Linked DNA regions of Homo sapiens: region 1 is linked to region 2. The links are chromatin loops, found by intact Hi-C in ENCODE. Cell type or tissue: PC-3. All regions are shown on one strand. Links, peaks and the distances in the headings refer to the core of each region. The heading gives the core; the rest is flanking DNA. Region 1 has its middle 6.9 kb from the start of TRA-AGC15-1. Region 2 has its middle 72 kb from the start of TTC8.

Region 1 (12,393 bases), core at 3,198-11,197, 91 kb after region 2:
GGAAAGAAAGGGAGGAAGACAAGAAAAAGATCAAAAGCTTCCCAAATCCCAAAAACTTTAGAAATTTTTAAATTTCAGGACACCTGCTGTTTAAGCCTAAAATATCCACTTTGATGCTTTAAATAGATGAGACCAAAGTGACATCATTGATGTCACTCTGGAAAACATAGTTCCATTAGGGTGATTTTTCACAACATTCTTTCCCAAGATATAAATGTTATTTGTTTCAAATGAAGAAAGGAACCACACTGGTCTAAGTCACACTTCCCCAGCTATTCTTTTTACAGCATAAATTAATGATCTTACGGTTTACACTGACAGACACTCAAAGGTGTTTAATCAGCTGTCTCTGACAAAACACAGCATTTTTTAGGCTGGCACATTTACAAATAAAGAAAAAACAGCCTGTAATCCCTCATAAAGTGGAGCTATAGTTCAACCCCATTTGATAAAATGACATTCTCTTGAACAGTTCCTCATGAATGCATAAACAGGGCACAGCTCGGGAAGTTCAGGTACGTGCAGAGCATAAATATTGCATGGGATACATTAGCCAAGCCCTGGAAAGAAGGGTATCTCAACCTTCCTATCCCAGTTAAAAGGGGGAAGGGGCCAACTGTATAGCTAAGGCAATAGATTACCTGTTGGCTTCCAATGAATCTAGGTCACACAGAGAGAAAATGTTCAGCCCAATAGAAGAAGCAAGAGTGGGAGAGTGGAGGTAATGGGAACAGGCATTTCTTTGAGCAGGGCAGCATTTATGCATGCAAGAAATGAATAACTATCTGCCCTGATTGTTGCCTCCTTGGAAACAAAAGGATGAAAATCCTAAAAAGATGAAATTACTATGGTGCATAGACTGCTGGTAATATCTAGGCCCAGCTCATCCTTGAGATATTACTGGCAGTCTACACACCACAGCAATAATTACTGAATATCCACTGTGAGCCAGGAATGGTGTCAGGGATCATAAATCCAAAAGCCATGAAGATACTTCTGCTGTTCCATTTCAATGGGGAGGAACATAGTCAGGGATCTTGGTGGCTACAGAACCCAGATCTGGCTACACTGAATGGAAAAGGGATTTATTTTTTTTATTTTTATTTTTTTTATTATACTCTAAGTTTTAGGGTACATGTGCACATTGTGCAGGTTAGTTACATATGTATACATGTGCCATGCTGGTGCGCTGCACCCACTAACGTGTCATCTAGCATTAGGTATATCTCCCAATGCTATCCCTCCCCCCTCCCCCGACCCCACCACGGAAAAGGGATTTATTTAAAGGACTTTGACTGGCAAATGAATAAGCAAAATGTGGTATATCCATGTAGTGAAATATTATGTGGCAATAAAAAAGGAACAAACAATGGATACATCCACCAAATCAACTTTTAAAGAAATTATGAAACACTATGGGAAAAGCCAGACAGAAAATACTACATAATGTTTGATTCAATTTATATGATATTTTTAGAAAAGTCAGAGAGTCAGGAAGCAGATTCTTGTTGCATGGGACTAGAGGTGTGAATGGTGATCAGTAACAAATGGGCAAGAGTGAACTTTTCTGAGGTGATGGAAGAGTTCTAAAACTGGATTGGGGTGATGGTTGCACAACTGGATACATTTACTAAAACTTATTGAAATGTACACTTACAATGGGTAAATTTTATGGTCTATAAATTGCGCTCCAATAAAATGGCATGACAACTACAAAAAGGACATTGGACAGCTTGCAAAATAGGGCACAGAATCTGGGAGGGCTGGACAACTAACCTTAACAGCCAGGACCAATGCTTGAAATATGCCACAGGAACAGTGGCCACTACTGCAGCTGCCCTCACTAGAATGGGATCCCCAGGGTCTCTGCCTCTGTATGCCACATATTTCTGGGGCTAGCCCAGGCACTGCTCTCTGACTGGAGGAGACTATCAGAGCTCTCAGTTTAGCTGAAAGGAGGACTGAGAGAGAAGGTGTCTGACATTTTTCCATTTCTATACTGCGAGGTAGGCATTGCTTATGAGAAGCAGGAGCACCCCAAACATAGGAATGGGGTTCAGATGCAAAGTGGACAAAAAAAACAAATATCCACTACAGACCAATATAATCCATTTTTTAGTATGTTCTGGGATGTGCATGATAGAGGCATGTGCAGAGAATTTGGGGAGCACTTATAAGGTAGGAGGGGAACTTAGGCAGACTGGTGCTGAAGAGAAGAGTTCCTGGAGGAAATGATGCAGAGTCTAAATGAGGAGTAAGAGTGAGCCCAGTGAGTACAGGAGGAGTCTTCTAGACAGAGGCAAGTAAAGGGAGCTCAGTTTCCAGCGTGTCGAGGCTGAAGTGGAGACTGATGAGTCATGCCGGGGTAGGAGATTTGCATTTATTTTATTGGCCCTAGATATCATGGGAGGGATTTAAGGTGGGGAGTGATCTGGTACAAATTTTCACTTTGGAAGGACAATTTTGGCAGCAATATGAAATGTGTGTTGAGAGGAGCAAATCTAAAGGCAGGGAGACCAGGCGGAACCTGCTGTAATTGTTTGGATGGGAGATGATATGGGCCTGAGCAAGAGTGGAAAGGAGGGTGTGGATTTAGTAGATATTTGTGAAACCAGAAGAAGAGGAATTTATTCTTGAGTTGCTGTGGTGGAGGTGAGGGGGGAGGTCCACGACTACCTTAAGTTCAGTGTGAGTAATTGGGCAAGTGATGGTGCCATTGGCCAACAGAGAGAAGAGGTAGAGGAAAAGGCAGCCCAAGAAGGGGGAGATAATAGGTTCAGTTTTGGACAGGTTGAATGAGAAGTGCCCACAGGATGTCAAAGATGTCAAGTCAGTAGCTGGATAAATTGGATAAATGAGTCAGAGTTCAGGAGAAAGACTAGAGGGCATGATTTGGTGTGTCATCCTATAGCCAAGCCTACAAGGGGCCATTGGCTTGTCCAAGTCAAGCATGCATAGGGAGAAGGGTAAGAACAGAATTATTGAGCACAGACACCCTTGTTTCAGGAGAAACACTGGAAGAGAGCCAAGGAAGGGGCCAGAACATAGGCCAGAGGAGGCAACCCTCCCAACAATGTGTGACCCACTGTGTTACTACAGCTGAGAGAACATGCAGGGACAAGACTGAAAAAAATACTCTTTTGAATTTAAAAATATGGAGGCAATGAGGAACTCCAGCAAAAGCAATTCCAGCGGAATGGTGACAACAAAAGCCAGGTTTCTGGGGGACAAGGAGGAAATGAGCAATGAGGAAATGGAGACAGTGATCATCAACCACTTTTCTGGGAATCTTGGCAGAGAAGGACTGGAGACAGAAAGAGTAAGAGAAGAGATTTAAGGTCCTAGAGGGTTTTCTTTGAAAGTGCAAGAGATTGTGAGAGCCACATGTACAGGTGGAGGGAACACAGCCAGCAGAAAGAGTGCATATGAGATGTATGAGAAAGGAGATATTCGCTAGAGCAGAGTTGTGGGGCAGAAAGAGGGGAATTTCTGGAGAGTACGGGGCAGTAATGAGTCTCAGCAAAACTCTGAGACTCATGAGAAGGAAGCAAGAAAAGGTACAAAGATAAACGTGTAGGTGAGTGAGTTGTTAAGGTAAAGGCTAAGCCGCTATCACAAAAAGGCCCCAGAATTTTGTGACACCAACAAGATAGAAGTTTACTTTTCTCTCATGCGATGGTCCAGGAGGAGTATGCAGGCTCTGCACCCCTTGAGCTTTTCCCTCCTTCTCTACATCCTCAGCTTCTAACCTGCACCCTCCCCCAAGTCCAGGGGAGCACTGTGCCCCACTGTCTCAGGTATGTTTGCAAACTACATTAAATAGATTCCTAAACCTCTGCCTGCCTCCCCTTACCACAGCTGGCCTGGGCTAAAATATTCAACAGCTTGAGTCTTAAAACAAAGGGGAAAATAGAAAATGCTTACATTATAGATTTGACTAGATATCTACTGTATGTATGAATGAATATTTTTCAGACACTTTCTGCCTTTTATTTGAGGGATTGCTGAGGGCTCCTTTCCCTGTTCCCCTTAGAGGTGAAATTATCTCTAGCTTTACTTTCCTGCTGGGAGAGGGAACTGCTGCTCTCGAGCATCAGAGCATTTACTCATGGACTCACTCCCAGCCATCCATGCCGTCATTCCCACCTCTGGTTGCAGAGAAGACAGCATTCTCCTGCTCTGCCTAAACTCATGACTCATCCCTTTGTTATCTGTATTCTCTGACTCCTGGTCTCTGTTGGTGTTACTGATCAAAACAGAAATTGTAGGTGGATAACAGTGTTGGTGGGGAAAAAAAAATTGAGTTCTGTTTGGAGCCCGTTGTGTTTGGGGTGTCTGGGGGTCACGTATGTGGAGATGTCCACTGAGCAGCTGGTGATCCTGGACTTTAGGAGGAAAGTCATCTAGTGGTCTGGTGGCAAACCTGTTCCCTGAAGGAAAACCCCCTTGACTTATAGCATTTGCCAACTTCTATTGTGTAAATATGGCTACCATAGCTAATTTCAGCTGACCAGTGGTTTAAAAACCAGCTTGCAGATTTCCTAAATATTTAATAATCAACTCTTGTGAAAACAAGCTGGCACGAGCCAGCTCCAGACACCACTAGAAGTTGAGAATAGAGATACACATTTTGGAGCCAATGATGGCAGGCAAAACCCTGCAAGTGTTTAAAATATGCATGGCATAAAAGGAGAAGAGAATCAAAGGCCCAATTCCTTAGCATTCAGCATCTCCCTCCACCTTCTTCCTGGGGCACAGAACCTCCACATTAGGGGAGTGAGAAAAATTTCACTGGGTTCTATACCCAGTATGCAGAGTTCTAGAATCAAGAGCCCATAAAACTTGGGCTCATAGGGGAATAAAATGTTACTCCAGGAGAAACAAAGTTCTTAAAAACCATCAAACATATGACAATAGCCACCAGCAGAAGGTCCCCCACCTCAAGGCACCATCTATGCAGGAGGTCTGGAAACAACTGGTCCAAGTGAGGTGGCCTCTGGGAACATTCTTAAGACCTACATGTCATTGGAGCAGGCTGCCACTCAACAGCTATGTGGCAGCTGGGAAGGCTGATGGAAGGAGGCTTTGATGGAAAGCCGGGGTCTTCTCAAGGTCTGAAACAAAGTACAATGAGGAAAGGCCTTTTGTTCATCTGCCCAGCACTGGCTGGTCAGCATCCATGTCTTCCTATGCAATGGACGTGGTGGCTTTGAGCTATAAAATCAGCCTTAAAAATCAGCCAACTCCCTTTGCATGGATTTGCACTTTCACCAAGCTCCCATGCAGACTTGCAGCATTTCCTACAGTGCAAAGGATGCTGTAGGACTTGCATACTCCAGGCTATATGTAGGCAGACACATTTCTTACCATTGTCACTCCGATTTGTCAACTGGTCATCTTGTGGGATAGGTAGAATCAGTTCCTCTTGAGTCGAATGCACTCTGGATTAACTATCACTTCCATCATTATGATTTATACTACAACTAAGCATTTATGTATCACAGGTAGTCCCAGGCACCACGCTAAGCACGTGGCATATACTATCTCAACTTACCTTTATGGCAACCTGACCAGATAGAAATTGGTATCCCCACTTACAGATTAGAAAAGTGAGGCTCAAAGAGTTTCAGTGTCTTGGATTCTCTGAAAATGCAACCCTGAGGATAAGACCATGAGCTATGAGACTCCACCAAGGCCAACCTGAAGATTTGCCAGGGCAGCCAGTGCAGCTAAAGTTCCTGCTCCTTAACATCACTATTAAAAAGCAGCAGGTACCATTGCTCTAGGCCTGTGTCCTCTGTTGCCTCCCTCAGGGAGAACACACATATGAGAAAAAAGAGGGAGAAGTGGTGGAGAAATAGTGATGAGATTCTGACAAACAAAATGTATTCTTAACAAGAAGGGCTGCTCTGTGTTGAAGCAGAACCCTGTAGGTATCTCTAATTATGCATAGCATAGACTGTCTCCTTCAGAGAGCTCTGTTTCCCAGACTGTCCAGGACTTGTTATTGCATTAGGCATCTCAAGGGCATGATGGCCATCTGGAGGGCATCTGGCTTTCTTCAGAGTTAAGGTCTACTGACATCTGGCAGGAGGGTAATAGAAATAATCAAGATATCCAAGCCTCCATGGCGGTAAGAGGCAGGCCTGGTCCTAGGAAGAGTTGGGTGTATCAATAATGATAGCAACAGGGATGGTCATAGCAACAGCAGGAAGAGGGAAAAAAAGAGAAGATATAATTTGTGAAGCACACACCAAGGTCTGCAGTCTGTGCTGGGGACTCTGTGGACATTCATGAGCTGACAGCTCGTCCAGAAAATCACGGGCACCTAGGATGTCCCAAATAGGGCCAGGAAAAATACTGAATTCAGTGGTTCTTTTCCTCCATGAGTTGTGATCTCCTTCAACTAATGATCATAGGAATTTTCCTCCTGGGCTGGCAGAGTGCCAAGACAGAGGGCTGCAGACATCTGGGGAGAATGCCGAGGGGTCATCTGGAGGGCACTGCAGCCGATGAGTCAGGGCGAGGCAAGCGGGTGGCTTGGCGTCCTAACCATGTTAGCACCTTGGCCCAGTTCACATCTGGACTGCATGGTGGGCCAGAGTTGAAAGGCCTGATTTAATTTCAGCCAAGATGGTCCCCTCTGCCTCCTCCTCACAGGACAGCAGACTCAAGCAAAGCAGCAGTCGCTCCTCTGTCCCATCCTAGGAGCCAGTCGTTGTTCTCAAGGACAACCCAGCATTGGCCCAGGCACACTCTTTCATGCAGGGACACACACTTGGCTCCCAACTTTGTGGAGCTTCCTGACTGCTGGTCAACAGCGACCGCTGCTTCCGGGAGTCCATTCCATTTGCCATGGTGATTTCAGTGGCTCTCCCTTCATATAACCCCATCTGCTGTGCTGGCAAACATGCCTACTTAGTCACTTAGGTAGTTTTGTGGGAAGAAGAGGTTTCCTAACTAGACGGGAAGTTCCTTGATCCTTCAGTATCTGACCTCCTTTACCTCCTTCATGGAGCCTCAAGGTCAGAACCTTCAACCCTCCTGAGAGTCCTTCTGTATTAGTCTTTTCATGCTGCTGATAAAGACATACCAGAGACTGGGTAATCAATAAAGGAAAAGAGGAGGCCTCACAATCATGGCAGAAGGCAAAAGGCACGTCTTACATGGTGGCAGACAAAGAAAGAATGAGAGCCAAGCAAAAGGGGAAACCCCTTATAAAACCATCAGATCTCATGAGACTTATTCACTACCATGAGAACAGTATGGGGGAAACCACCCTCATGATTCAGTTCTCTCCCACTGGGTCCCTCCTATAACACATGGGAATTATGGGTAGAGACACAGCCAAACCATATCATCCTCTTTCATATTTGTGGGAAAGAGTTTGTCTTGTGTCCACCCCCAAACTGAGTCCATGTCTCAACTACTTTTCTTCAACACTTGCGACTCACTTTGGGCTCACTTGGCTGGAGCCTGCTTCTATGCCTTCCCAAGGACACACAAACTTGAGGTCAAATGAGCAGCTAATTTGCTAATCATTTGGGGAGCAGCAGAGGGGTTTACACTGTAGCAGACATAGCAGGTATCTTAAAAATGGAATATTAGAACCCCGTCCTGAAAGCTCTCTGGTTCCCACTCCCAGGAGTCCCTCTCCTTTCTTGGTAGGTCTCTTGTCTCACTCACTGCACATCTCTCCCCCAACCCACTCTTCCTGAGAGCTGTCCCTGAAATCCTCCAATTTCATTTTTATTATGAAGAGGAATTTTTGTTCTCCTGATGCTATGGCTTTGGGGTTATGTGTTGAGGATTGTCTTTTCAGAGCCAAATGGCTCACCAAGAATTTTACTGAATGAGAGCCCTTCTGTTCCAGAAGAAAACCATGCCACTCCTTTAAGGAAGTGGTTAAGGAAGTGGCTGCAGGCAATTGCGGTTGGGATTTTTCCCTACTAAATCACTCCCTTTCCAGGTAGGTAGCAAAATGGGTTCATCCACTAGAATCTTTCTGCTATCATTCTCCCTCCAATCTCTCTGACTGGGTAATTAGGGTAGAGGTACTTGTGTATTTGTCCATCCTAGGCAGGCCTTTCTATAACAAACAACTCCTTGTATCTCGGTTACTTAATATAAGAAGTTTATTTCTGGGCCAGGTGTGGTGACTCATGCCTGTAATTGCAGCACTTTGGGAGGCCCAGGCGGGCAGATCTCTTGAGGCCAGGAGTTCAAGACCAGCCTGGCCATTATGGCAAAACCCCATCTCTACTAAAAACACAAAAATTAGCTGGGCAAGGTGGCACCCGCCTGTGGTCCCAGCTACTCCAGAAGTTGAGGCATGAAAGTTGCTCGAACCTGGGAAGTGGAGGTTGCAGCGAGCTGAGATTGCGCCACTGCACTCCAGACTGGGTGACAGAGCAAGACCCTGTCTCAAAAAAAAAAAAAAAGAAGTTTATTTCTCACTAACATGTAGCTCTAACGTGGATTGGGTAGGGGATCCTCTACTTCATACAGTCATAAGGGACCCAGGTCCCTTCCATCTTGTGGCTCCATCCACCTCTAGCATCTCAGAGTCTTCTCTATTCAGCAGGCAGATGGGGAAAGGGAGCAAAGACTGCTTGTGGAAGGTTTATATAGGACACACCTGAAAGTGGCAGTCGTCGTTTTGGCTCACATACCATTGGCCAGAATTCAGTTACATGGCCACACTTAACTCCAAGGACAATGGAAAATATAGTTCAGCTGTCTGGAAGAAGCACAGGGCATGAGTGCTGATGAGCTGTAGCAGTCTCTACCACATTCTTTTAAGGGTAGCTTCCCTTTACTTCAAGGTGTAGCTTCTTTTAGTGGTTCATCCAAGTTAAAAAACAAAAACAGCAACAACAACAAAAAACCTGGTACCTTGCATTGATACAAGAATGGCCATAAAACTGAAGCCTCCTGAATCCTTTCTGAATATCTCCACTGGAGTAAGAAGTAAAGGAGTAGGCAGAGAACAAATATCCTAATGCCAGAAGAAGGACCACTGAGTAATTCTCAGTTTAAAAAAATTAAATATGGCAGTCACATAGTTTTGATAATATGGCATCTTCCTCCTCCCTTCTATTTTCCTCCAAAAATGGAGAAAATTATTTATTCTTTCCTGTCTGCTCTCTTATGTCTGGAAGTCTTACTTCAAAGCTTCAGGAGAGACTACATTCACCCCAAGATAAAAACAAAAACAAAAATAAAAATAAAAACACCTGTGAAATCACAGCAACTTAAGTGGGAGGAGAATGTAATGTTCTCAGCTATCTCTTGCTACGGAAGATGTGAAGGGAATATAAATAAACGTAGACAGTGCAATGTACTTTGCTGAAGCGTAAAAATTATAGGGTTTCAATCTACAGAAAGAAACTGAAGAGCTTTTTGACACTAGGTAAGTACATTGTGTGCAGTTGACTCCGAATCTCCTAGCAATGAAACTCTCTGGAAAGAAGGCTTGATATCCAGAGAGAGAAGGGGATAGGGAAGGTGGCCATTCATTCTTGTGTGCCCAGGACAGCTGTGGATCATGCCTGTCCTCCCAGTTCATCACTTACAGCCCCTTTATTCTCTCTCTCTCTCTCTCTTTTTTTTTTTTTTTTTTTAACAGAGGCTCACTCTGTCTCACTTAGGCTGGAGTGCAGTGGTGCTATCTCAGCTTACTGCAGTCTCCGCCTCCTGGGTTCAAGCTATTCTCCTGTCTCAGCCTCCTGAGTAGCTGGGGCTAGAGGCATGTGCCACCACACCCAGCTAATTTCATATTTTTCGTAGAGGTAGGGTTTCACCATGTTGGCCAGGCTGGTCTTGAACTCCTGACCTCAGGTGATCCACCCTCCTTGGCCTCCCAAAATACTGGGGTTACAGGCATGAGCCACCACAGTCGGTCAGCCCCTTTTCTCTCAAATAGGTACCACTGAGATAATACTTTCTATGGTCCAATGGAAGGCATTTGAATACAGAACAAATTTATTTACATCTAATATCACCATGGGAAAATTATATCTGCAAATTACATGAGGAAAATGGTTAAGTAAATCATGGCTTATCCCTAAGGAGGAAGCCACCAAATGATGACTATGTACGATATTTGAAAACTCTTAGAACCCAGAGTACTGCCAGGGGTCCCTAACTGGTTTCCTTGCCTCCAGTCTTGCCCCTTCTAATATGTTCAGGGCCATTGTGTACAGTGCTTCATATTACACACTGTGCAACTCCAGGAGATGCCATTCCCATAGACCAGGATGAGGATCGTGCCTACACTGGAGTTGTGCAAATACCCAATCTGTCCAACTGTGCAGGGCAGGCCTGAATGTGTTTCCCACACTTGTAGTCTTAATGCTTAGTCTTAACATGAACACACTGAGCATGGCATTTCCTGATTAAAGTCATTCAGTGCCTCCCCTTTGATCTCAGGATTAACTGCAAACTCATTTTTGTGAATAGGGCAGCTCATGATGATATCTGGCCCCTGACAAACTCCCTAGCATCCCCTCTTGCCTTTCCTCATCACAGAGTCTGTGATGGTTAATTTTATGTGTCAACTTGACTGGGCTATGGGGCACCCAGAGAGTTGATCAAATAGTATTCTGGGTGTTTCTGTGAAGGTATACTTCTTGGATGAGATTAACATTTAAATCGGTGAACTAAGTAAAGCAAGTTCCCCTCCATAATGTGAGTGGACTTCATCTAGTCAGTCAAAGGCCTGATGAGAAAAGAAGGCTGACCTTTCCCGAAGTAAGAGAAAATCCTCCTGCCTGATAGTCTTTGAATGGAGATATTAGCCTGCAGATTTTTGATTTACCAGCATTTATAATTGCATAAGCCAACCCCTTATAACAAATCTATTATCTATCTATCTATCTATCTATCTATCTATCTATCTATCTATGTATCATCTGTCTATCCATCTTTCTATCTATCTATCTATCTATCTATCTATCTATCTATCTATTATCTATCTATCTATCCATCTATATTATATATCCTCTTAGTTCTGTGTCTCTGGTACAGATTTTGGTACCAGGATTTGGGGGGCTGCCCTAACAAGATGCCACAGGCTCGGTAGCTTGAAAAATAGAAATTTATTTTCTCATAATTCTGGAGACTGGAAGTTCAAGATCAAGGTGTCAGCAGGGTTGGCTTCTGGTGAGGCCTCTCTTCCTGGCTTGTAGACAGTTGCCTTCTGGCTGTATCCTCTACAAGACCTTTCCTCTGTGCACACATGTGGAGAGAGAGAAACCTCTGGTGTCTCTTCCTCTTTTCCTTGCCTCCAATCTTATCAGATGAGGGCCTCACCATATGACCTCATTTAACCTGAATTACCTTCTGAAAGGCCCTATGTCCAAACAGTCACATTGGAGGTTAGAACTTCAACATATGAATTTGAGAGGGACACAGTTCAGTTCATAACAGAGTCCAAGCTCCCACCATGCTATTGAGCTCCTGACATATCCTCCAAGTGCTGTGGACTTGCCAGAAGCCTGCTTCCTTAGGCTCCCTTGCAGCTGGAATATGTGACTGCCATCTTGGCTAATGGAACCCAAGGAGAAGACTGTTGGCGGATTCTGGGCAGGGTTTTCTACTCCAATAAACTGAGACAAATGGGAGGAAGTATTTCCTACTTTCACCAGATATTGCCATGTCTACATGCCATGAAAAACACTCTTCCCTCTGCAGAGAATACTCCTCCAATTTCTCTTTACTAAGGTCGCAGGAGGCATGCATCTTTTGGTCTAAGGTTACAAAGCACCTCCTCCAGGAAGGCTTCCTTGAGCACTGCCCCCACAAGTCCAGGTCTGGGCTTCCTCTAATGTGTTTCCATAACCCCTGCCATACACTTCCATTTCATCACATTGCATTGTCCTCATTATCTGTTTATCATTGCCTGTCTTCTTCTCCATTGAACCCCTACCAGCTAATACTGAGCCTGGTATTCTCAGACATACACAGTAAACATTTCTTAAATTTAAATTGAAAAAGTAGAACAATAATAGTCTGTATGCTATGATTATGACTATGTGAAACACTTGAGTAAAAGGAAAATGTTAAGAAGAAATGATAAAATGACAACAGTGGTTGTGTTCATTCGTGGAATTATTGGTGGCTTTGTCTTTTCTCTATTTCCCAAGTTTTCTGTGATGTGATTCTACTATTTTATAACTTTTAAAAGTATGGTTTAAAAGTGCACGTGGCATAGCATTGTAGTTCTCAGCCCTAAGCTGGCTGGTTTCAAGCTATCTTCCAAAGGAACTGATTTCCTCACAGAAAACGATTCTGAAAGGTGCCCTGGAGTTGTCCCTAATGGGATTTGACCTATATGTTGTTAATTGGGGAATGTGACCTCCCTGGAGGATGGTTCATTACTGCTCTGTGGGG
Region 2 (13,363 bases), core at 2,320-10,319:
AGGCAGGTATTTTGTAAACACTGATCTGGAGACAATATTTGGGATCAGTTGGAGAATACAAAGTTAGATATAGATTAAATCAGGTTTTCTAGGAAGAGTATGAAAATGAATATGTTTATACCAGATAATAAATAAAATTTTCTAAACCGTGTAGCATATGCATCTAATAGGATAATTCACACAAAGGTTACACCCTTTTCTCTTTCCCATCTGTGATAAAAAGCATAAAAATTTGCCTAGATGACTAGTCACAGCTCATGCAAAGAACACTGAATCTCACAGATGGTGCTTCATTAATTAGTTTGCAACTAATAGTTTTCTTAACAAGATTGCTGTCTTTTTATAAATGCAGGACTACTAGTTATATGGCAGTTTTATATTTTAGCAAACGGGAATTGTGGGGAAGTAACAGTTACCTCAGGTTACAATTTTATCCATTGTAATATTTGTTACAACATTTGAATTAGTGTCTAGAGCTGCAGTGATTCTGACATACCTTACAGTTTGAGAACCACTTTGCTAGATGGCTTCTAAGAGCACTCTCCCCACTAAATTCCTCAAAAGATGCAAATGATTGAAGCTTCCTCAAGAAGAAACAGATAACCTAAATAGCCCTATATCTATTATCTAACTATTAATACTCCAGTGGGAAATATCTGATACAGCTCCAATGGGAGGTGCTCCAGGATCCTTTAAGGGGGCTTTAAACCAAATGATCCAGGCCACCTTTTGGGACTTCCATAAAACACTTGTGAACAGATGAAGAGAGAGAAAACATCATAATAGAAATTATTATGTATTAGATGCCTGTTGCATGTAATCTTCACAACTCCACAAGTTATCTATCATGATCCTAATTTTCCTGGTGATAACCTCACAAAGGGTATGTAACTTGTCCTAATTTACAGAGATGGTAAAGGCATAGTGGGAATCTCAGCATCTTGGCATCTTGTCTTCTTTCAGCCTATTGAGAAAAGATCAACCATGGTAAAAGCAGAAGATGAGGTGGCAGCTCTCCACATGTCTGATAAACATTGAGATGTCACAGGGAATAAATGGTTCACAAATGATCCAATGTCTCCCATCAGAATGGGTCCTGGTAGCTCCACAAGTTCTATGGGCCACAGTGTGCTTTCACAAGCTTCTCTGATCCTTTCAGCAACCTGTGGGACTAGCAGCCCAGCAATTTGAATCCCCCTCTTACAGATGAGAAAAACAAACATCAGAGAGATAAAATGATCCACTCACGGTCACACAACTGGTAAGAGACAGACTGGGGACTTAAATACAGATCTTCTGTTCCCAACCATACCAGTACCTTTCCACTTTCCCAACCACACCACAGCCTGTTAATAATATAGAGACCAACTGAAAGGCAAAGCTGAATTAATTAAACTTGCCAGTAAAGGGAGACCTTTAATTGGAAACAGAGTCTCCTCCAACAGCACTGAACACCTCTTAGACACATTGAGCGTGTCCATCAGTTGAAGCAGGAGAAGATCCTGACTGGCAGGATGGAAATGTGCTGCGTTGATATCTCTGTATTCTGACCTGTCTGAGCTTACAGCAGGCTTATTTTGGTTTTACAGTCCCTAATAGTGTTTCAACTGCAAAAAAATTTCTCAAGGACTTTGATTGAAAATAACATGTGTTCTTAGGACTACAGTCCTCTTTTTGATACTGATTCCCCAGAACAAGGCTCCTTGCTTTTATATCCTTGAAGCTCATGCAAGCAGCTCTTCCCAGTGTACAGTGACATTCACCAGCAGATGCAGGTGAAGGGACAGAGCTGAGAAAATCTGAGATGTCTGGGACACTGTTTAAGAGGTCCACTATTAGCATGAAATTTGAAGTAATAGCCTTCTGTTTATCCCCCCTTTAAAATAGCCATGTGAATTAACTGCAAAGCAAATCTGAATTTATTTTAATGTAAAAATAATGTGGTCATGGTATCTTCGCATAAAGCAGCTGTTCCAGAACAAAGGTGTGTATTTTAGCTGGTAGTTTCTCCAATAGTCCCCACACTTAGTCTCTTCTCAGCTCTAGGTGGAAGAATTAAGTGGGTGAAGCTTGCTTTGTTTTGCGCCTTCATCTCCTTACCTGCCCCCGTGACTTCTCCAGCCTCCTTTCCCCTTCACTGGGCTCAGGGTGCTCCCCCACCCTGTGAGCAGCATCTCCTGTTCCAGAGCCTCGTCTCCTCTCACCGACATGTGTCAATTCTGTCTCTCCTCATGATTATGCCAAATCACCATCTAATTCTCCCTCCTAAGTAAAAGACTTGTATTTTCACATGGGGCTTCAGGCAATGTGGCAGAATTATATGTGAGATATTTTGAGGCAAGACAAACCTTGCAGCATCCCTCAACTCACCCCATGACACCAACTGCCTCGGCAGGGACACTGCTCTTGCAAGTTCCAAAGTCAGTGGAGCATTTGGTGACGTTATCGTAGCAGAAAGCCATAATGTTTTAGATCCTATTTATTCAAATTGCTTTTCCAGGCTTTCATCATAGGGCTGCTTTTAGAGCTGTACTGGATAGGGTTTAATTTGCAAATCTGATGGGGGGATATGACAACAATGATAGTGGACTTCTAAGAAAAGTGGATCTAGTTCATATTGGTCTCCAGGTTCCTAGGAGACCAGAAAATAATGGCTATAGTACTTGATTTACCCTTTGAGAAAACCATTGCTCACTGAGGTTTGAATCTGCTTCTACTGTGTCCTGTTAAAACTCTCAGGACCTACTCTCCCTTGAGTAAAAGTGTTAATTACATTTTTAAAGCTGTAAACTCAACACAATGTTCTTGGAAGACAGTGGGAGGATGCGTAAGTGTTTGGAGACGCTTTCTGCTCTGGCTTTGCTCATGCATCCATTTCTGCCCACATGGTGCCACACAGATTATACCTTTGGGGTTCTGTGGGGTGCTTTCTTTGTGTATCCGTGTGTGTGCACACGAGCACGTGTAGGTGTATGTATGGAGAGGGAGATCATATTCTTTTTTTTGTCTGTTTGCAAGTTAATCTAAAGATTCTGAAAGTTGCTATGTAGATGACACTTGGGAAATAAAAATCTTTGATTTGCTTTTAATATAGTAATATAATCATGAGGCCTCAATCTACCACATAGAATAGACATACTTTTGTGGTGCTAGCGGAGCCCCTGCACTGTCTTGGAAATACCTGTTTCCTAACTACAGACACTGTTTCATCATGTCCCTGCTGCTATCCCTCCAGCCACAGCTGATGGGACCAGGAGTAGCAAATTAATTGTCGAGGAGTAGCAAATTCAAATTATTCCTTGCCTCTTCCCAGGTTGCTGGTAATCCTTGGTATTCCTCAGCTTGCAGCTGCATCACTCCAGTCTCTGCATCTGTCACAGACACACAGGTGGCCTCCTCCCCTGTGTGTCTGTATGTGTCCTCTCTCTCTCAGTTTTTTTAAGACAGGGTCTCACCGTCGCTCAGCACTAACCTGATTCTGCAGCATGATGGTGTGCACTAGAACTGAAAGGCAGAGGTGAGTCAGGGTGGCCTGGAGAATAGTTGAAGAGCGTTGCTTTTAGCATCTCTCTACTGATTTGGAAGTTTGACAATCTCTTTCTGTGTCTTTTTAGTAGTTTTTCTTAATATTTAAGAGGTATATTCAATTTAAATCTATATTCAATATTTCCATCTTCTTCCTGCATAATTCAAAACCCTCCAATTGTAGGTGCTGACTGTTACATGCCCAGGGCTTTAATTTCACCTTGTTTCTGTATCCCTCAAAGCAGTCACTTGTCACTATTGTTGCTAATGATTGTTTAGATTTACCTATATGATTACCAATGTCTTTGTTCACTTCCTTCTTGAGACTAGTCACATCTTGTATGAGTCTGTTTTCAGGCTGCTAATAAGGACATACCCGAGACTGGGTAATTTATAAAGGAAACAGGTTCAATTGACTTACAGATCCACAAGGCTGGGAAGGCCTCATAATCATGGTGTAAGACAAAGGAGGAGCAAAGTCATGTCTTACATGGTGGTAGCAAGAGGGCATGTGCAGGGAAGCTCACCTTTATAAAACCATCAGATCTCATGAGACTTATTCACTATCATGAGATCAGCATGGCAAAAACCCGCCCCCGTGATTCAATTACCTCCCACCAGGTCCCTCCCACAACATGTGTGGATTATTACAGTTAGAGGTGAAATTTGAGTGGGGACACAGAACCAAACCATATCACATCTTATTATGAATTCTCAGGGAGATTTATCTTACATTTGGTATGTGATCCACGGACAAATAAAAAGGCAGGTTTTCCATATGACAGATACCAAATCTTTTCTCTTTCTGTAACATACAAGTTGCTTTATCTATTTCATTTATTTTATTATTCAATGTATTTGTGTCTTTACTGCCTTTTTGTCTATGAAATTTGTCAGATTCCGAAAGCATCGTTATTGATACACTATCTCACAGCATTTTGATTTGAGTAGTAAATAAAATTATGTGTGTGTACATGTAAAACCTTTAGCTCAGGGATTTTGTGCTTAATCCTCTCTTCTCTCCCCTCATAATGGCCCAAGCCTTTGATGACCTCCCATTCTATAGTGTCATGGTACAAAATCCAGAGCAATACTTTCTTACCTTAATACAGTTTTACTTGGGGGATCCCACAGTCTGAAATCAAGGTATCAGCAAGGCTGTCCTCCCTCTGAAGGCTCTAGAAGGGAATCTTTCTTCACCTTTTCCCAGGTTGCTGGCAATTCTTAGTGTTCCTTAGCTTATAGCTGTATCACTCCAGTCTCTGCCTCTGTCATCAGATGGCTCCCTCCCCTGTGTGTCTGTATGTGTCCTCTCTTCTCCTCCTTCTTTTTTTTGTTTTTGTTTTTAGAGACAGGGTCTCATTTTGTCACCCAGGCTGGAGTGCAGTGGTGTGATCACAGCTCACTGCAAACTGAACTCCTGGGCTCAAGCAATCCTCCCACCTCAGCCTGCCTGTAGTAGCTGGGACTACAGGTGCACACCACCATAAGAACACCAGTCATTGGATTTAGGGCCCACCCTACTGCAGTATTGTCTCATCTTGATTTAAGTAATTATATCTGCAAAGGTGCTATTTCCACATAAAATTATATTCAGAGGTCCCAGGTAAACATGAATATTTGGGGGACACTATTCATTCCACCACAGGGGGTGATATGTGCAGGGGTATGGTGGTCTATTTGTCTGAATGAAGTCCGTCACTCCCCATCACTTTTAATGAGGTCAGTAATTCCCGAAAGGGGATTTTAAGGAAAATTTGGGAGCAAAAGATCTTAGTAGATGTTATAGTGTAGAATGCGGCTTTGGGCATAGTGAGCCTTGATGGAAAAAGTATTTCAATAAAAGAGACGGAAGTTTGTTTGTGAAAATTGGAAAGGTACTGGCTGTACACCCTGCAGAGCCCCGGAAAAATGAACCTCCTCCTCACCCTCTTTTTTATGTTCTTGGTAAACAGCTCTGACTCAAAGGAAGAATATGCTGCCAGCCAGGGACTATGTTTACACTGAAGTCCACATGGGAGTAACAAAAACCTGCTGGGAGGCTTTTGTGGGTTGTTTTTAAATTGTGTTAATAATAAGGGCTATTATACATATGACAGAATTATTGTAGAGTTGGGGCCTATTGTCTTGGTCTATGTTGAACATATAGGCTCAAAGTTCTGTGGCAGGGATGGCTGGCAAGCGAAGGGATGTTACCAGGCACAGCAGAAGGGATTGTCTTGGGAAGAATATTTAAGTGACATTTATTCATTCAACAAACACTTACTGAAGGCCTACCCACTGTGTGGCAGGCACTAGACTGTGTATCTCTCCTTTAATATAACTCATATATCATATATAGGCATAATATTTTATGGTTATTTACTCAAAAAATGTGAGTAAGCTCATGTGAGGATAACGTAGCAAAGCTTTAAGCACTGAGTTAACTAAAGCGTGGGAAGTTGATATGAAATAACGAGGCATTGTGCCTGGAGTGAAATGGAACATGTCAGGGTTTGTGTGAGGCTCAGAGTCAGATAAGATCAGGATGAAGTCTAGGAAAGATGGTAGTTAAATCTACTAATCTAAGATGATTCCTCAGCCAGGGTCACATTAGGTGTTGTGGAAAGATCAAGAGAAAAGAAACAGTACGCTTTGTCAGATATTCAGGAATAGGTGTTGCTTATTGGGTTTATGTAAAAAACAACTCATAAAAGGACAAAAGTTGAAACATCTTCCACTAAGACAGTTTTACACATTAATCTCAATAGTTGTGCCTCTGAACAAGTTGCTAGGTAACATGTATGTTTCTCTCATCTCAAAAATGTCTTCTTTGATAAAAGGCCAGGGAAGCTCAAAGAGGCCAGGGGGTTTCTTTCTCTTCCTAGGTACCTGGTAGAATCTATTCATTTGGCCATGTTTTTGGGGTGACCACAGGAGCAAAGCACAAGCTGACTGGAAAGTCATAATATTTTGGGACCAGAAGAGCTTGCACAGAACATTTCATCTTTCCCCTTTATTTTTCAGCTGAGGAAAATGCCCAGAATACCAAAAGGCCTGGCTCAAGACCACTGGTGGCCAGGGGAACCAGGTTTTCTGAGCCACGTCTGATACTTTTCTACAAGGCCATTTTGCCACTTCTGTGCCCTCACCACTGGGCATATCCTGAGATGGAACAGCTACAGCCTGGCCTGAGCCCCTTGGACCTTTGGAAGGGCCTTTTACCTCCTGGTTTGGGATTGTTCTGAAGCATGATAATGAATCGGGAAGCAAGTAAGACAATGAAAAGAGAAGGAGCCATGTAAAGTAAAAGGAGCATTTAAAAGAATTTCAAGGCAGTGACATTTGTCCTAATCCCTAGGTGGTATAAACAACCAAAATTAGAATCCTAAGAGTTCATTTCTAAACAAACAAAAAGTTAAATTTCAGGCCAGGCATGGTGGCTGACACCCGTAATCCCAGCACTTTGGGAGGCTGAGGCGGGTGGATTGCTTGAGGTCAGGAGTTCAAGAAGAGCCTGGCCAACATGGTAAAACCCTATCTCTACTAAAAATACAAAACTTAGCCAGGCATGGTGGCAAGCACCTGTAATCACAGCTACTTGGGAGGGTGAGGCATGAGACTTGCTCGGACCCAGGAGGAGGAGGTTGCAGCGAGCCGAGATTGTGCCATTGCACTCCAGCCTGGAGTGACAGAGCGAGACTCTGTCTCAAAAAAAAAAAGAAAAAGAAAAAAAAAAAGAAAAACTTCAAGCTGGGCACAGTGGCTCACTCCTGTAAACTCAGCACTTTGGGAGGCTGAGGCGGGTGGATCACCTGAGGTCAGGAGTTGGAGACCAGCCTGGGTAACATGGCGAAACTCTGTCTCTACCCCCAAAAATACAAAGATTAGCCAGGCATGATGGCACATGCCTTTAGACCCTTCCCACTCAGAAGGCTGGGGTGGGAGGATCACCTGATCCTGGGAGGTTGAGGCTGCAGTGAAACATTGTCATGCCACTGCACTCCAGCCTGGGTAACAGGGTGAGACCCTGTCTCAAAAAACAAACAAAGGTAAACTTCAAGTAATAGAATTCTTAGAATAGAATGAAAGGGAATTGCATTTTCTAGTTAAGGAAGGATGAACAAGAAAATTATGTCACCTTTAAAAGCTGACATTTCTAATATGTATTATTAGTTCATTCTATTAGTGAGTAGAAGAGTGAATATATAGTTAGATACTTATTTGATAAATGTGCCTCTTTTAGGACCTTGGGGTGGTCATTCTAGTGAAAAGAATAACCTCACAGAACAGTCAATATAGAAATACTGGTTTTAATGTAGACTGCAATAATCACTTGTGATTATTCCTTTAAAAATGCCTTTTGGTTAAAGTCCTCTTATCAGTTTGTTTTGCTATAATTTCAAACAACTCCCCCCACCTAATCCATTTTCTGTATTTGCTTGTTCTAGCATGGCTATAAGGAAATACCTGAGACTGGGCAATTTATTTAAAAAAAGAGGTTTAATTGGCTCACGGTTCTACAGGCTTTACCGGAAGCATGATGCTGGCATCTGCTTGGCTCCTGGGGAGGCCTCAGGAAACTTACAATCATGGCAGAAGGGGAAGCAGTCACATCTTACATGGCTGGAGCAGAAGCAAGACAGAGAGTGGGGTGATGCCACACACTTTTAAAACAACTAGATCTCATGATCACTCACTCACTCACTATCATGAGAACAGCACCCAGGGGATGGAGCTAAACCATTCATGAGGGATCTGCCCCATGATCCAATCACCACCCACCAGGCACCTCCCCCAATACTGGGGATTACAATTCACATGAGACTTTGTGAGAACACAGATCCAAACCATATCAATCCCCTAAAACAAAACAAAACAAAACAAAAAAACAAATAAAAAACCAAATATAGTTTGAAGCACTTACAGAAGTCAAATCCAGATACTAAAAATCAAAGAAACCAGCAAACACAACAAACCTGAATGACAAAGATATTTGAATCCCAGTGAACCTATTTCAAGTTTTAATAAACATGATAAAACTCCAACACAACAAAACAATTTGGACAGTTCTGAGAATTTTGCTTAGGTGTAATGGTCAAAATCTATGAATGTAAGTGATAGCAATGGAGGACCTCCTAGATCAGCCTAAAATTCCATGATTCAGTATTTTTGTCATTTAAAAAGCATAATTTTGTCTATAAGGTATAACTGACCCATGAGGTTGCTCTTTTTCAAGGGAAAATTAGAAACAGATTTAATTCAATTCCAACAGTTAGTTCAATTCCATTCACTTCTTTGCAGTCCAGTATAACCATATATGTAATATTTTAAGTCTTCTACACGAAAATGTGTACGCATATACATTTAAGGCAAAGTGAGAAAACTTTTTATAAAACTTTCATTACTTTTTATGACCACAGCTCTAGAGGCTAGAAGATACAAAATCCAAATAAAATCTCAAAATCGAGGTAGGAGATTGGGCTTTTCTTTCAAAGGAGAACGGGAGTGTGTTCCCTAAAATAATTACTCTAAGTGTTCTAAAAAAGTAATGTCTATTTTGGGCTGGGCATGGTGGCTCACACCTGTAATCCCAGCACTTTGGGAGGCTGAGGCAGGTGGATCACTTGAGGTCAGGAGTTTGGGACCAGCCTGGTCAACATGGTAAAACCCCCTCTCTACTAAAAATACAAAAAATTTTGTGTTTTTGTAAAAATACAAAATATGTATGGTGGCATGCACCTGTAGTGCCAGCTACCAGGGAGGCTGAGGCAGGAGAATCGCTTGAGCCTGGGAGGCAGAGGTTGCAGTGAGCTGAGATCGTGCCACTGCACTCCAGCCTGGGTGAAAAAGCTAGACTCCGTCTCAAAAAAAAAAAAAAAAAAAAAAAAGTAATGTCTATTTTAATGTGAAACAGTCTGGAATTAACTCTTTTTTGCCAACCTGTGTGTGTACTTGATATTCAGGGGTTTGTAATTTTGTATCAGTTATTCATTTCCACACATTTTAGGTATCCTCTGCATAAAGGAAATACAGATGAGAAAACTGAGGTCATGGAACTAGCCCAAGGGCACATAGCTCAGGTAGAAAGACTCTACTGCAGTGAGGTCCTCCCACCCCAAAGTCAGCTGTTACTCATTGACATTTTGCCAAATCTGTGACATTATTAGTTACAAACTAGTGACATTTCACTAACCTTACTCAGGAAAGCCTTTGGGTGTGCTGTATTTCTCACAGTGTGGTGTGAAGATCACCTGAATGAGAATCTTCCTGGGGCGAGAGTGTGATATGGTTTGGATATTTATCCCTTCCAAATCTCATGTTGTAATTTGAGCCCCAGTGTGAGAGGTGGGACCTGGTGGGTTGTGTTTGGGTCATGGGGGCGGATCCCTCATGATCAGCTTGGTGTCCCCCTCTACGGTAATGAGGGACTTCTTGTTCTATGAATTCACTCAGGATCTGATTGTTAAAAAGAGCCTGGCATCTCCTTCCCGGCTCTGTCTTGTTTCTCTCTCATCATGTGATCTGCACACATCAGCTGCCCTTCCCCTTCCACCATGAGTGGAAGCTTCCTGAAGCCCTCACCAAAAACAGATGCTGGTACCATGCTTTTTACAATCTGCAGAGCCATAAGCCAAATAAACTTCTTTTTTTCTTTTTTGAGACGGAGTCTCTGCATGATCTCAGCTCACTGCAACCTCAGCCTCCTGGGTTCAAGAAATTCTTATGCCCCAGCCTCCCGAGTAGCTGAGATTACAGGTGCACACCACCATGCCCAGAACATTTTTGTATTTTTAATAGAAACAGGATTTCACCATGTTGGCCAGGCTGCTCTCGAACTCCTGACCTCAAGTTATCTGCCTGCCTCGGCCTCCCAAAGTGCTGGCATTACAGGCGTGAGCCACTGCACCCGGGCTTTTTTTCTTTATGAATTACTCAGCCTCAGGTATTCCTTTGTAGGAAGGTAAAATAGACTAAGACAGGGTGTTTGTTAAAAACACAAATTCCCGGGGCCCATACCCAGCCCTACTGAATCAGATCCTGAAGAAGGGTCCCAGGAATAAATATTTTAGACACACTCTGTAGTTGATTTTTTTTTTAAGAGACAGGGTCTTGCTCTGTCACCCAGGTTGGAGTACAGTGGTGCAATCATCATACTCACTGTAACTTCACACTCCTGGGCTCAAGCGATCCTCACACCTCAACCTCCCAAGTAGCTGGGACTGCAGGCATGCACAACCATGCTCTGCCAGTATTTTAAATAAATATTTTTATAGAGACGGGGTCTCCCTTTATTGCCCAAGCTGGTCTTAAACTCCCAGCTCCAAGTGATCCTCCCACCTTGGCCTCCCAAAGTGCTGGGATTACAGGCATGAGCCACTGCACCTGGCTGCAGTTGATTTTTATGCTTATTAAGATGTTGGAACTGTTTAAAGAAGGAACATTGACTCATGGCTGAGTAATCACCATGGCAACTAACGAACCCATCACCTGAACCATATTCCAAATCATTTTATGTGTACCATCTTCTACTTTAAATGATAGAAAAAAACTATAAAGATCTGGTCAGAAAGTCATCATTTATTCATTAACACAACCTCAGGTCCAGAAGCAGCCTGACATGACAACTTTTCTATCTCAGTTATGATCCCTTCCAGACAAGAGTGATGAGGTCATGGATCCCCTTCAACAGACCAGAGATGTGCTTGTCCCAAAGTGGCCTCACTGGGGACACTCTGTCATTCTGCCAGCCTTGCCAATGTGAGATATGTGAGGTGACCCTGCTAAGGGAACTGTGGTGAGCTAATTTTATCCCAATCCCTCACCCCATCAAGCACAAGGATATATGAATCAGACAGCAAATCCGAGAAAGAAAAAAAAGGCATTCGGAATAATTTTAGGAGGAGGGATGGGATACTTTTAGAACTCCAATATCATGAGAAAGAAGGAGAAGGGAGAGAAGGTGAATTTTCCATTTTCTATTTTCTAAGACTGTCTGCAATTTGCTCTTGATAACTCAGTTTGGAATAAAGCTCAGGTGATGGGCCTTTAGTTGCCATGGCAATTACTCAGCTGTGTGCAGCAGCCTCACGTGTCTCTAATTTTCCTACAGACGCACACTCAAGGTCAGCAGAGGATACGAAATGCTCATCCCAGGCTCCTGGGAACCAAGTTGTACTCTGCCTGGCACATGACCAACATTTCTTTAAAATTTATTCCATCCCTTAAAATATTAGTGATTGTTTTTAACATAAAATGAGGTAAATTTGAACTCTGGTGTGCCGAAAATATAATTTCATTTTTGCATAACTTATGATTTCTCCCTTTATTCCAATGGGATAGTGGGGAGTTAAGTTAGTCTTTAGAGATCACTGTACTTTTTTTTTTTTTTTTTTTGAGACAGGATCTTGCTTTGTTGCACAGGCTGAAGTGCAGTGGCACAATTTTGGCTCACTGCAACCTCCACCTCCCAGGCTCAAGCAATCCTCCTGCCTCAGCTTCCTGAGTAGCTGGGACTTTAGGCATGTGCCACCATGCCTGGTTAATTTTTAAATTTTTTTGTAGAGGCAGGGTCTCACTATATTCCCCAGACTGGTCTCAAACTCTTGGGCTCAGGTGATCCTCCACCTCAGCCTCCCAAAGTGCTGAAATTACAGGTGTGAGCCACTGTGCTTGGCTCACTCTACTTTCTCAGAGCTGTGTGAAGGTTTGGCAGGGGAGATGGGTTACACACTGACAAGATTTTTGGAGAGACAGCCTGGGTACACGGATGCCCACTGAGACTGCTCTCCTTTCTGTACAGGTGGCCATATTTGGCCCTGTGTCTCTCTCTGCTGCTCTGCTCCTTCTTGGGGTGTGCACCTCCCTGAGATGCTGTTTCTGGTCCTCTCTGAATAGAGGCATCAATGAGGCATCCGCACTCACGGGTCTTGAGGCTTCCCTGGGGTTCTGTCCATGGGGCATAAATGTCACTCTCCAGGACTCACCAAACTCTCTGCTTTTGTCACTTTCCTTCAACCCCCTCAAATATTTTTCTAGTGTGTAGGGAGAAGGAAAATCCTCTCTCATGTTTCTCCCAAGCATTTTGTCTACACCCTATCCTTTCTGTTGCTCAGAGGCTCAGAGTTTTAGAAACTCAGAAAGACTTTCTCTATTTTCTGGTCTGCTTTATTTCTCCCCTGAGACAGTCACTTATTTATTCAGCACATATTTATTGAGCATCTACTAAATGCTAAATACTCTTATAGGTTAGGGAGATACAACAGTGGACAAAATACACAAAAATCCTTGTGATTATAGGGCTTATATTCTAGGAGGGAGACATATAACCATCCATAAATGTGATAATAAGTAAAGCAGAGAGTGCACTAGCAGAGAAGGCATGCAGGGTACGTGCTAAGATACATGCTAGGGTACACGATAGGGAAAAACAGCTCAGGAGCATGCAGAGGGAGCTGTGAGTTGCAATTTTAAATAGAGAGTCTAAGGCAGGTCTCATGAGGAGACATTCTAGCACAGACTTACAGAAGGTGGAGGGAGTGAGCTAAGTGGGTATCTTGGGCAAGACAGTTCCAGGCAGTGGGAACAGCTGAAGCAAATGCCCTAAGACAGGAGCATGTTTTGGAGCTTGGGATTCTTCTAGGAGTAGCAAGCAGACCAGAATGGCTGGAGTTGAGTGAAGGGGAGAGTGGTACAAGATGATGTCAGAGATGTGTGTGGGGGGAGGTGTTTGATAGTGTGTGCATGAGTGTGTGAGAGTGTGTGTGTGGGTGTGTGAGAGTGTGTGTATGGGTGGGGGTGGGTATTGACAGATCATTAGGGTCTTGTAAGCCACTGTAAGGACTTTGATTATTTCCTG

The links. Peaks named below come from ENCODE experiments on the same cell type or tissue, not always from the same donor. Only the 100,000 strongest peaks of a DNase experiment are listed, where the experiment ranks them.
Region 1: a loop joins it to region 2, with 8 times the contacts of the local background. A loop is called at or near these places in 1 of 110 quality-filtered maps.

Annotation. Positions count from the first base shown.
Region 1 is chr14:88,979,783-88,992,175 of GRCh38, forward strand. No RefSeq gene overlaps it. Among named protein-coding and RNA genes, the nearest start is that of TRA-AGC15-1, 6.9 kb to the left of the region's middle. In PC-3, for the core only: no CTCF peak of the experiment used is centred there; DNase peaks (open chromatin) are centred at 4,159, 6,489 and 7,899; H3K4me3 peaks cover 279 bases; H3K27ac peaks cover 2,655 bases.
Region 2 is chr14:88,889,802-88,903,164 of GRCh38, forward strand. No RefSeq gene overlaps it. Among named protein-coding and RNA genes, the nearest start is that of TTC8, 72 kb to the left of the region's middle. In PC-3, for the core only: no CTCF peak of the experiment used is centred there; a DNase peak (open chromatin) is centred at 5,520; H3K27ac peaks cover 1,604 bases.